Linked DNA regions of Homo sapiens: region 1 is linked to region 2. Evidence: read pairs that join two places in POLR2A ChIA-PET (ENCODE). Cell type or tissue: K562. All regions are shown on one strand. Each heading gives the region's core, and the rest is flanking DNA. Links, peaks and the distances in the headings are about the cores only.

The links. Peaks named below come from ENCODE experiments on the same cell type or tissue, not always from the same donor. Only the 100,000 strongest peaks of a DNase experiment are listed, where the experiment ranks them.
Region 1: POLR2A ChIA-PET joins it to region 2 with 5 read pairs; 2 of 35 experiments call an interaction of 5 or more read pairs at or near these places.

What each region holds. Positions count from the first base shown.
Region 1 is chr2:10,679,430-10,682,342 of GRCh38, forward strand. NOL10 (nucleolar protein 10) reads right to left here. Exons shown (of 21, transcript NM_024894.4): 3 at 2,542-2,640. Among named protein-coding and RNA genes, the nearest start is that of NOL10, 9.1 kb to the right of the region's middle. In K562, for the core only: no CTCF peak of the experiment used is centred there; no DNase peak of the experiment used is centred there.
Region 2 is chr2:10,496,573-10,499,485 of GRCh38, forward strand. No RefSeq gene overlaps it. Among named protein-coding and RNA genes, the nearest start is that of ODC1-DT, 48 kb to the left of the region's middle. RefSeq lists an enhancer at 981-1,513. In K562, for the core only: no CTCF peak of the experiment used is centred there; a DNase peak (open chromatin) is centred at 1,499; H3K27me3 peaks cover 2,500 bases.

The sequences.
Region 1 (2,913 bases), core at 93-2,592, 180 kb after region 2:
GCTGAGGAAGGAGGATGGCTTGAGCCCATAAGTTCAAGGTTACAATGAGTGAAACCCTGTCTCAAAAAAAATAAAAATAAAAAAATTCAGTTCCTCAGTCTCACTACCATGTTTCACATTCTTTCTTCCTTTCTTTCCTTTTTCTTTCTTTCCTTTTTCTTTCCTCTCTCCTTCCTCTCTTTCTCTCTCTTTCTCTCTCTTTCTTTCTTTCTTTGAGACAGAGTCTCGCTCTGTTGCCCAGGGTGGAGCGCAGTGGCGCGATCCTGGCTTACTGCAACCTCCGCCACATGGGTTCAAGCGATTCTCATGCCTCAGCCTCCAAGTAGCTGGAATTACAGGTCCACGCCACCATGCCCAGCTAATTTATTTTTTATAGGGACAGGATTTCACCATGTTGGGCAGGCTGGTCTCGAACTCCTGGCCTCATGCAATCTGACTGCCTCAGCCTCCCAAAGTGCTGGGACTACAGGTGTGAGCCACCCCGCCCAGCCCACATATTATTTATTAAATATTTTTAAGATAAAATAAAACCGAGGCATTCTGAATAAGAAGGAAAGCCATTAGGCCAGGCGCAGTGGCTCACACCTATAATCCCAGCACTTTGGAAGGGCGAGTTGGGCGGATCACTTGAGGCAAGGAGTTCGAGACCAGCCTGGCCAACATGGTGAAACCCTGTCTCTACTAAAAAAATACAGACATTAGCCGGGTGTGGTGGCGAGCACCTGTAGTCCCAGCTACTCAGGAGACTGACACAGGAGAATCGCTTGAACCCGGAAGGCGGAGGTTGCAGTCAGCCAAAATCATGCCACTGCACTCCAGACTGGGTGACAGAGTGAGACTCTTAAAAAAGAAGGAGAAGAAGGAGAAGAAGGAGAAGAGGGAGAAGAGGGAGAAGAGGGAGAGGGAGAAGAGGGAGAGGGAGAAGAGGGAGAGGGAGAAGAGGGAGAGGGAGAAGAGGGAGAGGGAGAGGGAGGAGAAGGAGAAAAGGAACCATTAATTTTGCATGGGAATAGAGGACGATTTCATAAAAGAAAGTGTCATTTAACAAATCTATATCCTAGCTTTCTTAAGTACTAGATCTGTGAGCCTAGACAAGTCACTTAATATCTCTGGATCTATAAAATGAAGAAAATTTGAGTTTCTTCTAGTCTTCAGTAAGGGTGTCCATGTATCTTAGATTTCCTCAATTCTTTTTACCAGTTTCTGAACATAAAACTGAAGGCTAAGAGATGTAGATAGTGTTAGTTAGTACTGAGATAATCATTAACACAAAGCAAAAGAGACTGGCCTGTGTATGTATAAAAGGTATTACCAAAAAGAAAGTGGTTGGAAAAGGAATACTGTTATCAGCAAAAAATGTTTGGACAATATACAGGACTTACGCGCCAAAATCACAACCACTAAAGGTTGGGTGATACTGTTCAACACTCCAACACACTAAAAGTTTTCTACATTTCATGATTTTTTGATAACGATAAATACTGTTAATGTAAAATCTTAGAGATATTTTTAAAAATTAGTACATTATACAGAAAATCATGTTATAAGTGACCTTTCCTAAAACTCTCATTCATTGTTAGTAGGAGTGCAAATGATATGATCACTTTGGGGAACGACTTAGAAGTTTCCCAGAACACTAAACATACACCTACCTAGGACTCAAAAATTCCACTCCTAGGTATTCACCAAAGACATGAAAGCTTATACCCACAAAACAGACTTCTATACGATTGTTCATAGTGCTTTATTAGTAACAGCCAAAAACCTGAATGAAAACAGCCTAGCTGTTCATCACATGGAGAATGGGTAAATAAACTGTGGCTTAGTCATAGAATGAAATATCTTTTGGTAATAAAAAAAAAAAAGAAGCTATTGACACATATAACAACATGTATGAACCTCAAATACAAAATCCTACATGAAATAAGTCTCACAGAGAAAGAATATACAGTGTATGACTACATTTATATTAAGTTCTGAAACAGGCTAAACTTGTCTATATTGAAAAAAAATCAGCAATGGTTGTCTCTGCATGGGTGGGAGAAATTTTCTGCAGGAAAAAAATGTTCTGTATCTTGATAGAGCTTTGAGTTACACAAGCGTGTGCATTTGTCAAAACTAACCAAATGGTAAACTTAGGATCTGTGCATTTCACCAATATAAATGTTTTTACCTTGAAAAAGGCTATAAGTAAATACTGATAAATATTGAACTCCAGCTAATGATATACTTGCTGAAGTGTTTCAGGGTGAAGTATACTGGTATCTTCAACTTACACTGAAATGCATCAAAGAAACAAGATGGACTGATACATGAACAAAGAGACAGATGCATGGGATAAATCAAATACTGCAGAGTAAACTATTTATTGCAGAATTTAGGTAGTAGTTAAATGGGTGTTTACTATACAATTTTTTCAATATTTCTGTGTGTTTGAAATTTTTTATAATAAAATATTAGGGTTAAAAAAAAAAAGACCTTTCCCATCGCAGCATTTCCTGGTACAAAATGCATGAAAATCATAACCAAAAAGATGCTTACCAGTTGCTAAAATGTACTGTCCATCTTTTGACACCTTAATAGTGGTACACACAGTAGGCATTTCAAAGTCCTGAATAAGTTCAATTCTCCTACGGACATCTAAAAAGAGAGAAAAAAACAACTAGTTTAACTAACATGTGCTTATTCTCTATCATAAGAAGACAAATGGGTACCAAGCAGTCACCACAACTATAAACAGGTGAAATTCATCCCAAATGCTTCCTGGCCTTGGGAAAGGTCACCAGCACAGCCCAACCATTAAACAGCAGAGGTTTTTTCCTTAGCTCATACGTTGTTTTTCTAAGCTAAGTATTTCATTTTTACTTTTCAAGAATAAAAAAAGTAGCATCATTAATTGAAAAAAAATTTTCC
Region 2 (2,913 bases), core at 284-2,783:
ACTTACTAAAGCACGAGTCTGACCGCAAGCCATTCTGTCACCTGTTTGAGCCTCCTGGGGCTCTTTCTCAGCCCCCAAGTGAATGCCTAGCTACATAGGCTGGCATTACTACCACCTGCTACCTGCCACCTGCCACCCACCCACCTTTGTCATCTGCCACCTCTGGCGTCACACGGCACCCTGAGTCCAGAACTTCTCAGGCCGTGTGCAAGTGCCAGGGGGCTCCACTCTGAAATGTCCCTCCTGCCTCTATGCTTGCCTGCCCTGACCTTGGCTTCAGACCATGCAGACACCCTCCCTCTCGGAAGACCCCTCTTTTGAGCTTATCTCCAAAAGAGATGTTATGCATCCCCCTCACATTGAACCGGAAGCATTGTGCAGGGCTGGGCCCCCCCTTGCCCTCAGTTTTGATTTCCCAGCCTGGCAGAGAATAAGTCCTCATTAAGATTGCTGTGAAACCTGCCCCACTTTGGCCAGTGAGTGAGGGCATGTCCAGAGTCAATCGGTCTGCCTCGCAGACACCATGATTTTATTTAACTGTTTTGTTATGGAAATGTCAAACGTACACAACGTAAACAGTAAACACAAACAAAGAGCAAATAGTATAATGAACCCGCATGCTTCCCACCCAGCTTTAATAACCTTCACGCTTTGCCACTTTTGTTTCATCTTTCCCACCAGTAATCCCCCAACCGGTGATCCTCAACTCATTTAGTATGTTTATACTTCAAAGATTATGCTGTTTCTTTCTCTTCTCCATGCTGCCATGTATCATTGCAAAGAGCATTGGCAGTGGCTTTGACCACTAGTAAATGAAAAGAACAGGGCTGGGTGTGGTAGCTCACACCTGTAATCCCAGCACTTTGGGAGGCTGAGGCAGGAGGATCACTTGAACCCGGGAGTTCGAGATCAGCTAGGACAATGTAGTGAGACCCTGTCTCTACTAAATAAGAAAGAAATAAATAAAAACATAGAACAGTCCAACATTACGAAAGCGATTGCACTATTTTATTATTAATTTCTTATTCTGCATCAAGCATGTGGCACTGAGGGCTTCATAAGCATTATCTTAAGACACTGCCAGAAGTAGGTGTCATTATTATTCCCATTTTACAGCAGCTAAAACTGAGGCTCAGACACTAGGAAATGTGTCCAGAGTCTCTGCTAGTAGGTGGCAGAGCTGTTTAACTGCACGGCCCGCAGGTGTCATTTAACCAGTGACGGTCTGAGGCTGATCTTGGGCACCTGGCGCTGGTCGTAGGAGCCCGTGGATGCCGAGCACCCTGGGCCACCTCACTTTGGGAGACGGTGAGGCTGTGCACACCACATTCCCTGCAATGATCCTGCTAAGAACAGGAGCCCAAGGTGCCAGCCGGCCACGGCAAGACAGGGCCCGCCAGCTGTTTGGAAGAGGCGGCAACAATGAGTCACCGCGCACACGGGCCGTGCCGGGGCCGGGCCGGGGCGTTGTCTGGGTGGGTGACAGGCAGCCGGGTGTGTGGGCTGTGATGTAACAGGCCTGCTGCAGCTGCTGGGTGGCAGGCGACTCACTCTCCTCCTCTGTCATGGCTTTGAATCGCCTCTGCTGCGGGAGGGGCATGGAGACAGCACAGCTCCTCCCCCAGCCCACGGCCAAGACAGCCGGCCAGGTCCAGAGGCCCACCAGCCACTCCTCGACCTCCACGCGCAGTCACCTGCCCTTCATCTTCACCTTGGACCTAGGGGGGACGAGTGGGGGGCGCGTGTACTGCAGTGGATGCTCCTGGCATAGAGCTTGGTGTAGAGAGAGAAGGAAATTCAAGACAGACCCAGGTCCCCAGTGCCTGAGGAAGGGCAAATGCAGCAGGAGTTGCTTCTTTTGACCTAAGAAGGAGAAGGAGGTAAAATGAGAAAGTGATCCTTTGTTGAGTACCTATGGGGTCGCAGGTGCAGTGTTAAGTCTCATGACAGCCCAGTAAGATGGGCATCATTCATTCATTCATCCATTCATTCAAATATTTCTAAGCACTTCTGGCCAGGCATGGTGGCTCATGAGTGTAATCCCAGCACTTTGGGAGGCTGAGGTGGGAGAATCACTTGAGGTCAGGAGTTCGGGACCAGCCTGGCCAACATGGTGAAACCTCATCTCTACCAAACATACAAAACTTAACCGGGCGTGGTGGCACATGCTTGTAATCCCAGCTATTCAGGAGGCTGAGGCAGGAGAATCACTTGAATTCCGGAAGCAGAGGTTGCAGTGAGCCGAGATCTTGCCACTGTACTCCAGCCTGGGCAACCAAGAGAGACTCCATCTCAAAACAAGAAAAACAAACAAAAAAACCCCAAATATTTCTGAGCACTTCCTTGGTCCCTCCACTGTTATTATCCTTGTTTTACAGGTAAGGAAACTGAGGCTCAAACAGACCATTTGACTCCCCCAAGCAAGGCTGGATCTAGCTCTTACAGTTGCTTTGTGTGAATTTGAAGGCACGCCTCTGGGAAGATGCAGCCCCCGACCAGGGCACACAGCTTAGCAAGTGGGGAGTCCCTGGCCAGACACCCCTAGCTACGTTCCTGACCAATGGCTGGTAGACGGTACCACCTGGCCCTTGGCGTCCTAACCACGCACTCTCTCTCCCAGGCCATACATACTCCCTCTACCAGCAAAGGTCTCACAGGGTGAGGTCACCTTCATGGGGTGTTTGATAAACTCTATGAACTAAAATAGATGTTTCTCGTCTTAAAAGGAGGCCGGAAAAGCTCTTAGGAAACGGTGAGTGAGCCAAGAGCCCAGGAGAACTGTGAGCTGGAGCCAATGGCCTGATCAAACTCAGTGGATGGAACGGGTAGGAGGCTGGTCCTGCACTGTGCGGGGGGAGGGCTGGGCGGGCAGCACTCAAGGTGGAAGCCACTCCTCCAGTCGGCCACGTGAGT